2 separate regions of the Mus musculus genome follow, and region 1 is linked to region 2. The links are chromatin loops, found by intact Hi-C in ENCODE. Cell type or tissue: heart. All regions are shown on one strand.

What was found. A loop is a pair of places that touch in the nucleus more often than their neighbours do. Peaks named below come from ENCODE experiments on the same cell type or tissue, not always from the same donor. Only the 100,000 strongest peaks of a DNase experiment are listed, where the experiment ranks them.
Region 1: it touches region 2 in a loop (2.7-fold over the local background); 7 of 42 quality-filtered maps call a loop at or near these places.

Annotation. Positions count from the first base shown.
Region 1 is chr2:36,210,760-36,218,759 of GRCm38, forward strand. It overlaps a transcript of Ptgs1 not described here. Among named protein-coding and RNA genes, the nearest start is that of Ptgs1, 16 kb to the right of the region's middle. In heart, CTCF peaks have their summits at 2,735 (motif pointing right), 3,500 (motif pointing left) and 3,699; DNase peaks (open chromatin) are centred at 2,492, 3,412, 5,982, 6,422 and 1 weaker place; H3K4me3 peaks cover 1,664 bases; H3K27ac peaks cover 3,589 bases; H3K27me3 peaks cover 1,915 bases.
Region 2 is chr2:35,541,670-35,549,669 of GRCm38, forward strand. It overlaps Gm13446 (predicted gene 13446), which reads right to left. Exons shown (of 4, transcript NR_045894.1): 4 at 7,865-8,000. Among named protein-coding and RNA genes, the nearest start is that of Gm13446, 13 kb to the right of the region's middle. In heart, a CTCF peak has its summit at 3,133 (motif pointing right); a DNase peak (open chromatin) is centred at 3,422; H3K4me3 peaks cover 868 bases; H3K27ac peaks cover 2,662 bases.

The DNA of each region.
Region 1 (8,000 bases), 670 kb after region 2:
GTGCGGGTGCGGGTGCGGGTGCGGGTGCGGGTGCGGGTGCGCTGAGCATCTCGGCAGGGCCTCCCAGAGCACTGCTGCGCGCTGCCTAGCGGGCCGCGGAGGATCCCCCCTGCGGTCTCCCGGGGCGCGACCTCCTGTACCTGCACGGGGGACCCGTTTCCCGGCGGCCGCCGGGCGGCAGGAAGCCGGGCATTGTTCCCTGGCAGAGGCCGGAGGGGAGTTCCCGGTTCGCGCGCACTGGGGAGAAGAGAGCAGCGCCCGCCTGCAACACGCGCTCCGCTGACCCCTGGCATCCGCTCAGCCCTGAAGCTCGCTCATGGATCTAGGTTCGAATCCCTGTTTGCAGTCTTCCTTAATTTCCCCTGAGCCCAGCTCGGGGTCAGACCCAAGATGCCCTTAACTCCCTCCAGCATGCTCACTCCTCAGCCCACCCTCGAAGTGGAGTTTTACTAGCTAAAGAGAAACTAGTAACAGGGCTCTAGTGAGGTCTCTTGCTGCAAAAGGGGCTTCCTACATTAGATCCTGAAGGACCCTCTCCTGGGCAGATTTTTACCCACCAGCACTGTGATGGATGGGGAAACTGAGGCCTGGGAGAAGATGATATTGCCTTAAGGTTGCCAGTCACAAAGTCTTGCTAGCTCAGAAGTTTGGCAATCCCAGGGGCCTTCTCTCTTGTGTGCCTAAGACCTTTGTGGCTGAGTGTTGTAGTAGATTCGATTAACACTAGTCTAGGTATTAGTGAGGGTGGTAATTAATTAATAATTATTTAATTATTGATTAATAAATTCATAACTAATTAACTATGAGGGTGAACCAGCTGCACACTGTTACCGAATTCCCAAGAATCAGAGGCCCAGGGATGTCCAGTAAATGGCTGAGGTCACACAGCAAAATGGTTGTGAAGTAAGATGACCTCCACGCACAGTTGGACCTGGACCTCTCTTTGGCGATTCTGTCTCCCGCCTACTGACATGTTGGGGACCTATCCTGAAGTGCCTTGGTTGGCTGGGCCTAGAGATTCTGATCATGGAGGAACCGGCTCCTCTCCACCCCTGCCCCCCACCCGGGAACCCTACACCGAGGGTAATTGAGATCAGATGCGGCAGTGACCCGAAAAATGCTCCCGGGAACCTGGAAGCATTTATTGTCTGCAAGGGAATCCAGGGCTCTCTCCCTGCTACCCTCCCTCCCTCTTCCCTCTCTCCCTCCCTGCCTCCTCCCCAGGCAGAGCCTTGGGTACTGCCTGAGGTTAGAGCTGGGCCTTGATGAATAGGGCTGCTGAAAGCGAAGTCCAGGCTTCCTCCTTCCTGGGGATATGGTTACAGGGGGCCAGACTTCCTGCCCCTCTGGCATCCTCTCCTTCCAGAGTGGATCTGCTGGCTTTCAGGGTAGGAGCTGAGCAGCTGGCCCAGGTTCAGACAGACTGGAGCTCAAATGTCACCTCCTCAGGGAGGCCCTCCTTGACCACCCCATAGGAACCAGCCCACCTACAGGCAGTCCTTCCTTCTGCTTAGATGGCTAGCAGTTATTTCTTCTGTTTACCTTGCACTCCAGGTAGCTGAGGGAGAGCAAAGGCTTTGCTTTGCTCATGACCATGGATTATAGTTTCTATGCCCACACATATATGCTCAGTGAATACCAACTGGATGCAGCCCTGATACGGGAATGGCTCTCATTGACCTCTGACAGTGGGATGTGACCTTGAACCTTTGCCTCTGACCTCCAGATCCCACATCATGACAACTTCATCCTCCTTTGGTTTCAGGCTCCTGTTTCTGCGGCTTCCTGTTCTACCTGTGTTCTACTGTCTCTGGCCCTGACTTGGGAGCTCCAGGCTGATCTCTGACCTCAGGTTCTGATTGTTGTCTGCCTTGGCTTTCCATTCGACCGACCGACTGTGTGACTCTGGCCAAACCTCTTGCCTTTCCTGAGCCAGCAGGATTCTTCTTCAAACAAGAGCCAACCTGAGAAGCCCAGGATGGATTTGTGACTAGCAAAGGTGGAAGGTGGCAAGGAAGGGGCTGATGCTTGAGTCCCCTGTCCCCTGGTGGTGGCCCTGGACAGTCCTGCAGATCCCTAGTTTTGAAGAACATAGTTTGAAAACCCACTTTCTTGATTTTTTTCCAAAATATTTTTTTCCTCCACGTGTGTGTGTGTGTGATTTTTTTCCTCCACGTGTGTGTGTGTGTGTGTGTGTGTGTGTGTAGAGGACAATTTGCAGGAGTAGCCTTCTGCTGCTCTATGGAGTCTGGGGATTGGACTCGGATTGTCAGGCTTGGTGGCAAGCACCTTTGCCCGCTGATTCATCTTGCTGGCCCCTTCTGTCTTTTTGTGCCTCTGCGGTGCCTTTTCTGAGGGACTGGCAGCAGCATGTCATTTCCTCCTGTCACCAAAGTGAACGGACTCCAGTGTGTGCTGGCCGTAGTGCTAATCATTGCCTCTGTAAGCAGCCTGGCACGGTCACAGGGGTATGGCAGGGCGAGCTGATGAAGCGTTGTCCCTGGGTGCACATTGTCTGGAATTCAGCCCCACCCCTCTGTCTTCCTCATGCTGATCACAAGGCCTGGAACAGTGCCCACAGATAGTAAGTGCTCAGTGAATGTACAGACAGCCAGGGAGGTTTCCTGTATGTGACCTGTGATGAGCTAACAGGCTGTCTGTTACCACCTCTGCATTAACAGTGATCTCAGAAGCCGCACATTTCCATTTGCCCTGGTCTCTTTGCGGGGCTTCCACTTGGGGGAGCCCGGGCAAGCCACCCTCGGGCAGTCGAGCATAGTCCCCTGCTCTGGACACTCAGGTTCTGCTTGTTCCAAGTGCTTGGTACCTGCTGCACGGCTGAGATGCAAATAACAGGACAGTGTGGGGGAGGGGATCGGGAAGCCTTTCCTGGGACGCCTCCAAGGGCTGATGTTAGGGGGGTTTCACTCAAGGGGGTGGGAGAGGGGCAGGAGAGAGTTCCCCTGGAAATGCTAAGGATGTGCACAGATGGCCTGGTGGTGGCTGGGTGAGTGGCCAAGGCAAGGGAGTGATAAGGATGAAGGCAGGTAAGAGAACGGTTTCAGGCTGCTCAAGCAGGTTCCCCAATTCCACTCCAGCAATAGCAGGCCATGCCAGTGTAAAACTGGTCTCAGTTTTACACCATGGGTAGAGTTGGGGGTGACTCAGACAACAAAATGTCTCAAAATCTGTTTCCAGGTTACAGTTCTTAGAGGTGAAAATGTAAATTTCCTAACAAGCCTCACCGCATAGGACACCTGCTCTGGCTAAGCCGTGTGGGAGTCCACTTCTCGTGCCTTTTCCACCGGGCCCTTTGGACTCTGTGCATGCAGGAATTTGTTTCCTAGAGGCCCTGGCAGAGGTCCTATTCCAGTTGTACCAGTGGTTTCTCCAGCCTGGCTAGCAGGAAACCTCCTTTTCCAGCCTGCCTTGCCTGAGCAGACACGAAAAAGGTGGCCTATGCTGCCACCTGGTGGTCACTTCGGAATACTGTCCTGTGTAGGGGAGTTTCCCCTGCAATGTTGCACTAAGGACTTTTACTGAGGTATCGACTCTGTCACGTGGCTTGCGTTTTGTTTTTCCTAGGCATGGGTATTCAGAACCCTGGCTGTGTGTGCAGAAGCCTGAAGTTCATAATCTGTTCTTCCTTTCTCTGCATTTCAAATCCAGACTGTGTGGAAAATGTAAAAGAGAAACTCAGTATCTTTTCTATCCAAGGGTTAAACAAGACACATTTCATTTAAAAACAAATGGAGAGAAGCTACTTGGCAGAAAGTCAAATTCCTTCCATGTCAGCACTTCTTTTCTTAATTTGGGTTTGTGTTTGTTATGTGTGTGAGTGTTTTGCCTAAAGCTTGTCCGTGCTCCTGATGCCCAGGAAGGCCAGAAGAGGGCGTCAGATCCCTTAGGACTAGAGTTTCGGGTGGTTGGGTCTCTCTGTGAAGGTTCTGGAAGCCATGTTTCTAGCCCCAAGGTCAGCACTTCTTGAAATGAAAAATATGTGTACTAGGTGCTCAAAAATCACATCCCGATTGTCGGCTGTGACACTTTAAGAGAGCCATTATGTAAGGATGTGAGGTGGACCCCATTTGCACCAGCAGGACCCACACTGGATGCACCCTCTGCACAAATCAAACTTACTGCCCTGCTGAAATACTTGTGATTGTGTGGTTATTTTCTGGGGACCCCAGACCTGTTAGGCAGCTATGGAATGCATCTCCTGCCATCCATCTTGTAAGACCAGCTCAGCTCCAGGCCCATCTTCCCCTGCTCCCTGCAGGCAGCCCTGGCTGGGCAGTACCTCATAGTGGTCCAGGCCCACGTTCCAGTTCCTGACTCCCACATTCAGAGCCCACTTTTGTTATTAGGTGCTCTGTGACCTCAGTCAGGTTGCTTGACTCAGTGCCCTACTCTACAAAACAAAGGCAACTGTGTCTCCTTCAGGGGGTTCTCTTTAGGGTGGGAAGAAATTCCATCTAATAAGTTATGCTGAATGAGGGTCATGTCTGGATGTGCTGAGCAAGGATGTGGTAGTCTGCATGGAGTGTGGCTGGGAGATCAAGTTCACCTGCGCTTCCAAGTTCAGAGATGATTTGCATGGCGTCACTGAGGGGCCAGCTGGTGTCCCCACATTCGTTCTCTGTCTCCAGACTGAGGGATGTTGCCTGACGCAAAGCCCCATGACTTAAGCTATGCACTTGGTTTCTCCCATGGCCAGTCCCCCACTCTAAGACAATAGAAGTGTGGTTAGCCCACCCTGAGTCACATCCTTCTGTTCTGAGGAGACATAGTATCTACAAGGTCCAGAGAGCTTCCCAGAAGCCTTAGGGTGAAGTCAAGCCCATACTACACAGCTGTACCTAGAATGTAGAATGTCGTGCAGCTTATATGCATTGGTAGAGTCTTAGCCATTATTACACAGTTCCCATCTACTTCCCAGAGGCCCCTCTCTGCAACCCCAGGGCCTTTGCACATGCTGCTTTCTCCGGGAAGAGCATTAGGGGTAAGCTAGGCGCCTTTTCTGTATGTTTCTGCCCCTCCTATCATCTCCACAGCCTTGTCAGTTGTCTGAGAGGGGCAAGCCGTTGTCAATCCTGTTCTTTCCTATCCTGGTGCTCAGACAGAGTAAACATTAGGCAGCCAGTTATTAAGTTAATTTTTAATTCCTCACTACAGAATGGAACTTAAAAACCAGATCTGGAAAAGGATCTGAATGCAGAAGGCACAGGTCTAATCAAGAGCCTGTTACCTCCTTAAGCACGCAGACTCAGCTAGTAGCTGCGCTCTAGGTTCAGGGCCAAGCCTGTGTGCTATCTTGTTTCTCATTTAGATCTTGTGTGCCTAATTACCTCCATGGTAGAGAAGCTCACAGGCGAATCTCCCACGGGCACATGGGAAGAGCCAGGCAGGACTCTGGCTCCTGAATGGCCTCTTGAAAGGGGCTTGGCGGCAGCTCGCCTGTCTCTAAAGGGCCGTGAGGCACAGGAAGACAGGAAGCAATGTACCACAGGTTCTGAAGATTAGAAAATTAGATTCCATTTTCACAGGCCCCAGGGCCTTCCTAGGAGGAGGCCATGTCCTGGGGAGGGGATGATGGCATACATGATAACCCCACTAAGGAGGGGGTAGGAGCCTGCACACAGGGTAGCCCCCCATCTGTCATGGGAGGAGGAGGAACCAGCACACATGTAGCCCCCATCTGCCACTAGGTAGGGGAAAGGGAGGAGGCTGCACACAGGGTAGCCCTATCCTTCTGTCAACTGCTGTTTGAGGTCCACACACTGCTGTTTGGGAGGCTGGGACCTAGAGCTGGCATCTCCCTTCATGTCTGTCCCCATCTCTGTTGAGCCCAGGCTTGGGTGGGGAGAGAGGGCCTGAAAAAGAGGAAGGAAGATTGCCTGGGTAGAGGTCATCCAAAGAGCAGAGGGAGGAGGGAAGGAGGAGGGAGGAGGGAAGAAGGAAGAGGGAGGAGGGAGGAAGCCCCTGGGAGGGAGCCAGGGTTCAGGGTTTCCAGGCACAGGCTGAACTCTGGTTCTGAGAGGAAAGGCACTCCAGGGTTTTGGAGTGGGCCACCTGAACTTGACCCTCAGGGCAGGTAAGCAGAAATCAAGGCCTCAAACAGACTCTATCCTGAGAGCCTACTGGGAGAGTTCTGGGGGCCAGAAGCTCTGGGCTCAGCTCTGTAATGTGTTCTTGGTCAACCTTTCCTGTGGGGGTGGGGATGGGGCTCAGTCTACTGCTCTGTTGAATAGAGGTGTAGGTGGGTGACTGCAGAGAGACTCAAGGGGTGCAGAGCAGGTGGGGGAGGGGGCTGGAGGTCAGGTTTGATGTGTCCCAGGGCCCTCTGTCCACAGGCTCACCCCTACCCCCACCCAGCTTCTCCTCTGCCCACAACACAGACCACAGCTTTCTCTTCTCCTTTTCTATTTTCAGATATCCTAGAGTTCCAAGGAAGGCCCAGGCTGGGCCAAGAAGCCACCTCCAGAATGCTGTTGTGGTGACACAGAGCACGCAGGGTCCTTCCCCAGCTCTGCTCTTGTCTTTCTCTGGGGGTGGGGTGGGGGGACGACAATTGGAACCTGGACTGCCCAGGAGGCTGGTAGTGGGTTGGGCAGAAGGAATGCAGCCCTGGCTCTCAGCCCAGAGGCTTTGGGTCCGCCTGAGGCTGCCTTGGGGGTGGTGGTGGTATACCTGGCTGGGCAGGGAGCTGCGACCAAGGGCTCTGTGTCTGAATTAGCTTAGGGTGTTTGTGGGGAGTGGGGAGTGGAGGTGTGGGTGGGACTGAGGGTGGGTGGGTAGCCCACAGCTTGGTTTTCTCCTCTGCTGCCTTGGGCCAGGCGTGTTCCTTCTTGTGTCTAGGCTGCTCCTGGAGTTGGGAGAAAGAAGGCTAAGTTAGTGCTGGATGACAATGACCCACCAAAGACTGCTGCTGAAGGGTCCTTGCCTCCTAAGGAGACTGCCACCATGCAGCCTCTGTGCGTGTGCTCTCCGCCCCTTCTCATGGTTTCCTGAACCCAAATCTCCTTCCTCTGAGTTCAGAGTCTGGGATATTAAGCACCATGCATGCTTCCCTCCCGTTCATCTGACTCCTGTTGGCCCTGGGAAGCCCCTCCTTGTCTCTCTCAGTGCTGTGTGTGCTCTTGGTCACCTGGCTCGGAGGGAGGGACTCTTTAGCTCCAGACTTTAGTACTTTAGGCACACTGCTTCAGCCTCTAAGGGCTTCTCAGACAAAGTTTTTCTTGGCTGGGGTGTAGTGGGGGTGGTTGGGAAGGGGGGAGGAGGAAGGAGTGGGGAGGGGTGGAGGTTGGTGGTGGAAGGAAGGAGGCATCTTTAATTAGAATACTCCCCAGGGAAGTCTGGCTAGCAACACTGACAGACACAGGCAGAGGGGGAAAGAGTTAGAACCTGAGAGAGACATGGAACTCAGAGATAGCCAGAGAGGTCAAGTCAGGGCCGAGATGAAGAGGCAGGGCTACCTACAGACAGAAAGGTGGGGGCAGGGGAGAGAGCACAGAATGAAGAGAGAATGACAAGAAAAGAAGGAAGGGACAGTAGAGTGAGGTGCATGTGGCAGAGGAGCCAAGGATAGAGCATGTGGTCCCTGCAGTTGGAGACAGACTCTGCCCTGCAAGGTACCAGGCTGGGCCCTAGTAAAATTCCTCTGTGGATTGATGAAATTCCGGATCTGACTTCTCGATGGAGCATGCCATAGTATTGAAAGTAATAAGAAATCACCTCCCAGTATCACACACACACACACACACACACACACACACACACACACTCAGAACACAGATGGAAAGTCACACATACACACCCATGCATGTGTTTATATGGGTAGACAAACATTTGCACACTTGTACACATGGACATAGATAAAATATCCCATGTGCACACAGGTAAAGTCACATGGAAACACACACATAAATACATAAAAACACAGGTGAGGCACAAAAACACATAGGTACAGAGGTAAATGCATGTACACATACATATGCAAA
Region 2 (8,000 bases):
CACTCTCCCTGTTTCTTTATCCGCATGCTTATTACACCTCCACTATAAGCATCACATATTGTTGCTGCTTTTAACCTAATAAGACGGTGTTTGTCTTTCTAGTGTAGTATGTAGTCTGCTTACATGTAATGCAGTTGCTCGTTCGTGCATTTGGCTTTGTCTCTCCGCTATTGTTCTCTTTTTCTCTTTCTTAACACCCTGGAATAATATAGCTGCATAAAGAAAGTGCCTTTCCAAAGTGTTGGAGATGTGGCTCAGTTGGTAAAGTACCTGACCCACAAGGACAAGGATATGAGTTTGTATCGCCAGCATGCAAGTATGAAGGCTGCGTGCATACGGTCACAAATCTCTGCAACCTGAGTGCGGGGTGGATCCCCAGAGCCCACAGGCCAATCAGTCTAGCCAATCGATGAGTGCTGGCTAGAGTGGTGAGCAACCCTGTTTCAAACATTATGATGAGAACTGAAGCCTTCTGATGGTGACCTCTGACCTCTACATGCTCATCCTCCTACAGGCACGCACTCCCATACACTGCACACATGTGCATACATACAAAATGGAAAGCGAAGGTGAAATACAGACCTTTCATTCAAATAACAAATGTATCGCTAGCACAGCGCCACAATTAGTGATGAGCTGGGCTGAGAAACAGTTCCAGCCAGGAACGTGGAGATAAGAAAGGAATAAACGTCAGTGAGGAAAATATCTGCTTAATTTAAACAAATTTGTCTGTACAAAACAATAATAATAACAATGCCATGTGGAGAGTGATATATAGAAAGAACTCAAATACCAGATGGTTCCAGATGACACCAGAACATGAATCAGGTGGGGTAAATAGGGTTTTAAATGGCCCGAGGTCCCTCATACCTGCATCAGTGGTGAGGGTGACGACATTCATTAGTGTTAGACTTGAACGAGTCAAGGTGCGCTGTGCTGCGCTGGCTTTAGGATTGCCACTTATAGAAAGGGACACTAACAATTAATAACACAGTGATATGATCAATATAAATACCAAACCCACCCGGAATGAAGTTTTAAGAGGATGTGTATGTGTGTGTAGAATACATTTTGACTTTTTAAATATGAAGCATAAGGAAACATCAAAGATAATTTTTTTTAAATGCTAATAAAAATCTCTTCTACTGGGACTGGAGAGGTGGCTCAGTGGTTAAGAGCACTGGCTGCTCTTCCAGAGGTCTGGAGTTCAATTTCCCAGAAACTACATGGTGGCTCACAACCATCTGTAAAGAGATCTGATGCCCTCTTCTGGTGTGTCTGAAGAGAACAACAGTGTACTCGCATATATAAAATAAATAAATAAATCGCTTTTTAAAAAGTCACTTCAGTTGTTGGATGTAAAGGGGGCTCAGTGGATAAAGCCCCTGCTTGTTAGTGTGAGGGTGCTGCTCAAGCCCTCAGAGCCAGGTGGGCCTGGTGGGCTGCCTGTGATCCTAGGGCTCCAAGGGTGGATACAGGGGACTGCTGGGTCAAGCTGCCTAAACGAACTACCATATGGCCAAGCTGTGGGTTCATCTGAGAGATACTGCCTCAGTGAATGAGAAGGAAGATTCCCTATGTCAGCCTTAGATCTCCAAATGTGCACCTATAGATAAACACTCCCACATATGGGAACACACACACACACACACACACACACACACACACACACACACACCTGCCTGCATACCACACACCCAAACACATACTTTTTTTTTTTTTTTTTCTGAGACAGGATTTTTGTCTTGCCACTCTGAAGACCAGGATAGCCTCAAACTCAGAGATCTGCCTGCCTCTGTCTCACAGAGACAGAGGATTAAAGTGCTGGGATTAAAGGTGTATGGCACTGCCTGACCCACACATACATTTTTTAAATTTACGTTAATTAGACAGTAAGCACACAACATTCTATTCAACATGATTCACACATGTCTACATATGTAAAATATTTTTTAGTTTCTGCTCCACTGTTAGCAAAGAGAAAAACAAAATTCAGAATATAAGTCATGCATGATATGGTCTTATTTGTGTATATATATACACACACACATGCATACTACATCATACCACACACACACATGCATACTACATCAATCATACCACACACACACACACACATGAGTACCACATCGTACCACACACACACACACACACACACAACACACCACATCATACCACACACACACATACCACATTATACCATGTGCACACACACTACACACACTATACACATGCACACACCACATCACACCTCACACACATGCATGCATACTATGTCATATCACACACACACACACACACACACACACACACACACCACATCATAACAAACACACACACACATGAGTACCACATCGTACCACACGCACACACACATACACACCACATCATAACAAGCACACATACACATGTACCACATCGTACACCCCCCCACACAAACACATACCACACCAACCACACACACACATACCACATTATACCATGTGCACACATACACACACACTATACACATGCACATACCACATCTCTCTCTCTCACACACACACACACACACACACACACACCCCACATTCTGTAGAAAAAGTGCTGAAGCTTACTTGACAAAGTGCAATCCATGTTTAACTTGGCAGGATAAGAGGTGATAATTCTGAAAAAAAAACCTGTCTATTTTTGTCACATATAGAATCCATGTCATTTACACATTTTCATTAGATATGTATTACCTAGTAATTGGCAATCTCCAACAGACCAATGATGTTGTTGTAGAAGTAAATTGAAAATACATCATGAAAGGCTGTATATAATCAAGTGTCCTTAGCTAGGCCTGGTGGCACAGGCCTGAAACCCCAGCTACTCCAAAGGCTGAAACAGGGGGATTTTGAGTTCAAGGCTGGCCTTGCTACAGAGTGAGTTCAAATCTAGCCTAGGCAAATTAAGGAAACTTTGTCTCAAATTTTTTTTCAATAAAAAGGAAAAGGAAAGTGAAAAGAGGGCTGAGAATGGAGCCCAGGGCTTAGAGCATGTTCCTGGTTGGGACAGCCATCCAAACAAACAAACAAACAAACAAACAAACAAACAAACAAACGTTATTCCTGGCTCCCAGTGGAACCGCCTTGTTGTGCTGGCCCACATCTGCCACACGGTGGCGCTGCTAGTCTGCCGGCTGCTTCCAGCCCCGGACCTTGGCAGGGAAGGGGTGGGATGTCTTAGTGAACAGATTTATTTCCTCAGCATTCTGCCGGCAACCTCAATAGGTGGTATCTGGAGTACAGACTCAGTAAGTCAGCCGTCCCCGTGGGTAGCTCCCGCTGCTGTGAGTCGAATGGCTTCACATCTCCCCATGACCAGCCTGGATACCCTGGTCAAGCCTGTATGGCCTTCAGGATCTGCTCTAGAGGTATAGAGTTTAAAGTCCAGCAGGAGCCCGATTTGTCGTGGCCCGTCTCACCTGTCACGGGAGTTAGCTGTAAGAGAAGGGGGTCTGTGGTGAGGTGGTTGGTCATGGCTCTCTGCACTGACCTCAGTCTCTGAGCGAGTGGTGTCTGCTCAGGGCCTTCCACAGCTCCCTACCACCCTCAGTCAAGTTCCAATGCGCTTCTGGCAATCAGCCCATGCTCCACCCCCTCGGACCCCTTTCTTCCCTTCTGCCTGTCACTGTCCTCATTGTTTCCATTCTTGCAAACGCTCTTTCACTTCCTGTAGCATAAATACTGCGTCCTTCTAGAATTCTCTCCAGCTCCTTCCCTTCCCAACACTACACTTGATTCGGGCCATATGTAGGGCAGGGCCCCATGGGAACCCAGAGCCTGTCTGCCTGGATCATCTCCTCTCTCCTGTGCCAGGACCTGGGGCACCCAGCAGGCACTCACATGTCCCTGCACTGTGTAAGAAGGCTGGAGAGCAGTCACTGGCGGCTGTGGTTGGAATGGGGGGCGCGGGGGTGGGGGGAGACTGGGGGGGCTGGGGGTGGGAGCTGGAGGACTGGGGGGGGGTAGGCCGGTGGGGGGAGGGGTCCTTTAGGGAAACGAGAAGACATGATAAAGGTACTGCCAGGGCCCCTGGCACACAGCTCTAGCTGGACCAGATTGAAGTCAACCACATGAGATAGGTCCCCATCAGCCTGGTCTCTTTTTGTCACACGCTACTGTCCTCCAGACCCCGCATGTCCTCCTGACTCACTGGTGATAGCTTCCAGAAAATGTCCCTGCATTCTGTCACCCGACTTTGTATCTTTTCCCCACCTGCGTCTCCACGGTCTATCTATCTCAGGGTGGACTCCATCACCCACCTGCCATCAAGGGCTTGGTGACTCCTAGGATCCTGTGAGGTAATTCATTCCCTGTTGCTCCTTGTCAGTTCCTCAAATGACATGCTGCAGCCATTCTTCCTGTCCCGAGTTCATTTTGCTCCCCCAGCCTGGGCAACCCCCTCTGTTCCTAGGGGATGAGTGTAAACTCCGTCAGTTTCTGTTTATACCACCTTTCTTCCAGGAAGCCCTCTCTGACTTGGTGTCACTCCTTGGGATTCCTGCAATCAGCTGAACCTCTTTGTCTTTGTCCTGTTGACACTATGTGGCCCTTGCTCATGCCCTGCCTTTTGATTGAAGATGGCATTTAGTCCTTGTTCTATGGCCTCTTGCCACCCCCTAGCCCCAAGTGCACTATCCTTATTGAATCCCCCAGCTTTGGGGGTCCCCTGCTCCTGAGCCATCTCCTGCCACATGCTGGCTTACTCCCCTTCTTGGGCAGTTTTTTCTCATTCCCATCTTCTAAGGCCAGACTTTCACCCTTAGACTTTCCTCCTTCTGTCTCCTGGCACTTCCTCTAGGCACCTGTATCTCAATCCCACCCGTCCCTGAAGGGCGAGAACCTGCCCCCAACCCTAGGCTCAGCCTTACACCAGCTACCAGCCTCTCTACTGTAGCCCAACTGTCAGAGTACAAAGCTAGCCTGAAGCTCAGCCACTCTTCTGCTCCTCACCGTCGACCACATCCTTTGCCCTGGGAAACAGGAACCTTGGTGTCCATTTCCCTTCCTCTTACCATCCCACAGCCAACCCATCAGGAAAGCCCGTGGCTATCTGCAGAACATGTCAGAGTCCCGCAACTTCTCACATCCCCATGGGGACTACCTGGTTCTAGATCTCTTGTTGGGTCAAGTTCAATTCCCTTCTCCCATCCTCCTGACATCCACTCTGCCCCTCTGAGGCCTGTTCTCAATGGGGAAGCCACCTGTGAGTGGGACCCTGATCCTCATTCTGTTCTAGGCCTCCCCTGGGCCATCTCCCTACCTAGAATATACTGGGTCCCTCTTGGACTGCTAGATGCTCAGGAGCTGGCCTGGTCTCTACTGTTCCGTAGACAACCTTAGGGTCTTGAGTGGGCCTCCCCTTGGCTTCTGACCATGTCCCCATGTCTGCAAAGATCCTGTTTCTTTCCCCTCCACCTTCCCTCACCTCTTCTTTTAGATCATTGTTCAGTGAGGTCTCCCCAGATTAATTTAGCTACAAAGCCACTCCCCAGCACTTTCCATCTCCTCCCTGGCTCACTCATCGCCTCTGACACACTGCCCTTGTCTATGTGTTCATTATCTGTCTCCTCGCCCAGACTCTAAGTCTGGGAGGGCAGGGATTTTCTCCCCTATTGTGCTCTTCTGTGTTAGAGTCTCGGTGCTTAGAACAATATCTGACAGATGCCAGACTCTCAATAAACAGTAGCCAAACGAATGGATAACCAAATCCTCTTTCACCAGGCAGTGAAGAACAGGATGGCAGGGGCATGCCTGTGCTTACCGCCATAGCCTAGGACTCAAGTCGTAAGAAATGCTCAGTAAATATTAGTTAACTACGTGCATGAGTGACTGGATAAATGGGCCAGGATACTGACTGTCTCCAAGGGCTGCCACTGGACACGTGTTCTGGCCTGAGCATGCAGGAGTAGGCAGGCCTATCCTCTCTGGAGATGCTTGCTTCCCTGGACCAGTCAGGTGCTCTGCAATAGCGGTCCTTGAGTATGTCTCTGGTAGGATCCTCCCAGGGCTCTGGAGAATTGCTTTGCCTCTTCCCAGCAACGTAGAGAATGGCTCCAGGTACCATGTTAACCCACACTCCGAGCTTCCAGGCCTTAGTCTGCTTCTGAGACTCCCCAGCAGAGAACCTAGTGCCAGGTGTGAAAGGACATGTGAGACTCCATGGTGTTGTGTGTCATCATGTAGAGGGGACCAGTAAGGTATGTGACAGCAAGGAGGCAAATGTCAAAAAGGAAGATGCTGCTAAACGGCTCAGTGACAAATCCTCATTGCAGGAAAGCACGGGACTAAGCCACAAGCCATGAGAATGCTGAGCCTTGGATGGGAGGGTGTATCTATGGGTCTATAGCTGTGTGCACTGGAAGCCTGCTAGACTCATACTTAGCCACCCCTTAATGGTGGTGACCCCAGAGTGGGGAGTGGGCTTAAAGGAAAACTCATGTTGCTCAGCTTGGCAGAGCATACCTTCAATCTTAGAACCCCAGAGGCAGAGGCAGGTAGATCTCTGTGAGTTCAAGGCCAGCATGGTCCACACAGTGAATTCTAGGACAGCCAGGGCTACAAGACCCTGTCTTAAGCAAGCAAGTAAGCAAGCAAACACACACACACACACACACACACACACACACACACACACACACACAAAACCAAAGAAAGAAAACTATGTTCTTTATTGACCTAACTTTTTTTTAAGTTTTCATCTTTAGCCCTCTCTATGGAAGTCCCCAAATTCATAGTAATGCCCCTGCCTCAGCTTTTCTAGTTCTGGGATTACACATATGAGCCATAATAATGTTTTTAAAAATTGTTTCTGTGACTATGTCAGGGCTTGGTCTCCACACATTGCTCCTGAGCTTCGAAGTGGGCAATGGCTTGGTCCTCAGGGCAATGAAAGGAGAGCAGATCGAATGGATGGTAGCTGATTCACCAGCTGAGTGGTGAATGCTATCGGTTCTCAACCTCCAACCCCCATTGACCCAAAAGCCTCACTCTGACATTGAAGGCTCTTGTCCTCTCAAGGCTAACCAGTCTCCCAGCATCCCCACACAGACACAGGTCAGCAAACTACAACCCATGTGATCCTTACAGCTTCAACTGGTTGAAGAGAAACTCCAAAAAATTTTACTATTTTATGACTAGATAAGAAAATGATAAGAAAGCCCACTTTTGGTGTCAAGTAATGGTTTGTATGTTTGTGTGTGTGTGTGTGTGTGTGTGTGTGTGTGTGTGTGTGTGTGTACATGCCTGGGTAAGGGTGCCTTAAAGGCTAGAAGATGATATTGTATACCTTCCTTTTCCATTGAGGCAGTTCTCTCACTGAACCTGGGGCTCACAGGTTCTCAGCTAAGCTGGCGGAAGCCAGCATGTCCCAGCAACCCTCCTACTTCCACTTAGCTCGGCACTGGAGTCACAGGCACCTGTGGGCATCTAGGGATGCCCTCTTTACTAGACGGGTGAAGGGCTGTGTGTCTGCTTCACCACTGGGGTACCAGAGAGCTGCTGGCAAGCAGCTCAGGGGAGACAGAACGCAATCCAAGGATCTCTGACCTGGACAGAAAGAAAGGCTCCAAGGGGCTTTAGACTGGCTGGAATGGCCAAAGTGTTAGAGCTCTCCAAAGGGAAGCTCATGCAGTGTCAGGGTTTCTCCCACTGCCATCATCTCAACGCCAAGGTGGGGAGTGGCTATGACTAACAACAAATGGCAGCTAGTAGCCGCAGCAGCAAGCAGGGGTGAGAGTCCAGCCTGCTGGGCAGATCCGAGGTCCAGCAATGAATGCTTCAGGAGAGAAAACTTCCCCAGAGTCTTACAGCTCAATAAAACAGCCACTCTCAGATGATTCTCAGTGAAATAACTTGTGTACTTTATCCATGTGGATAGGAATAAACATATACATTCCAGGCATAAGGAGGGGTCCAGAGTTAGATGCTTCGTGCTAGCTCAGTCTGGGATGTTAGGCATGCTCTATTTGTGTG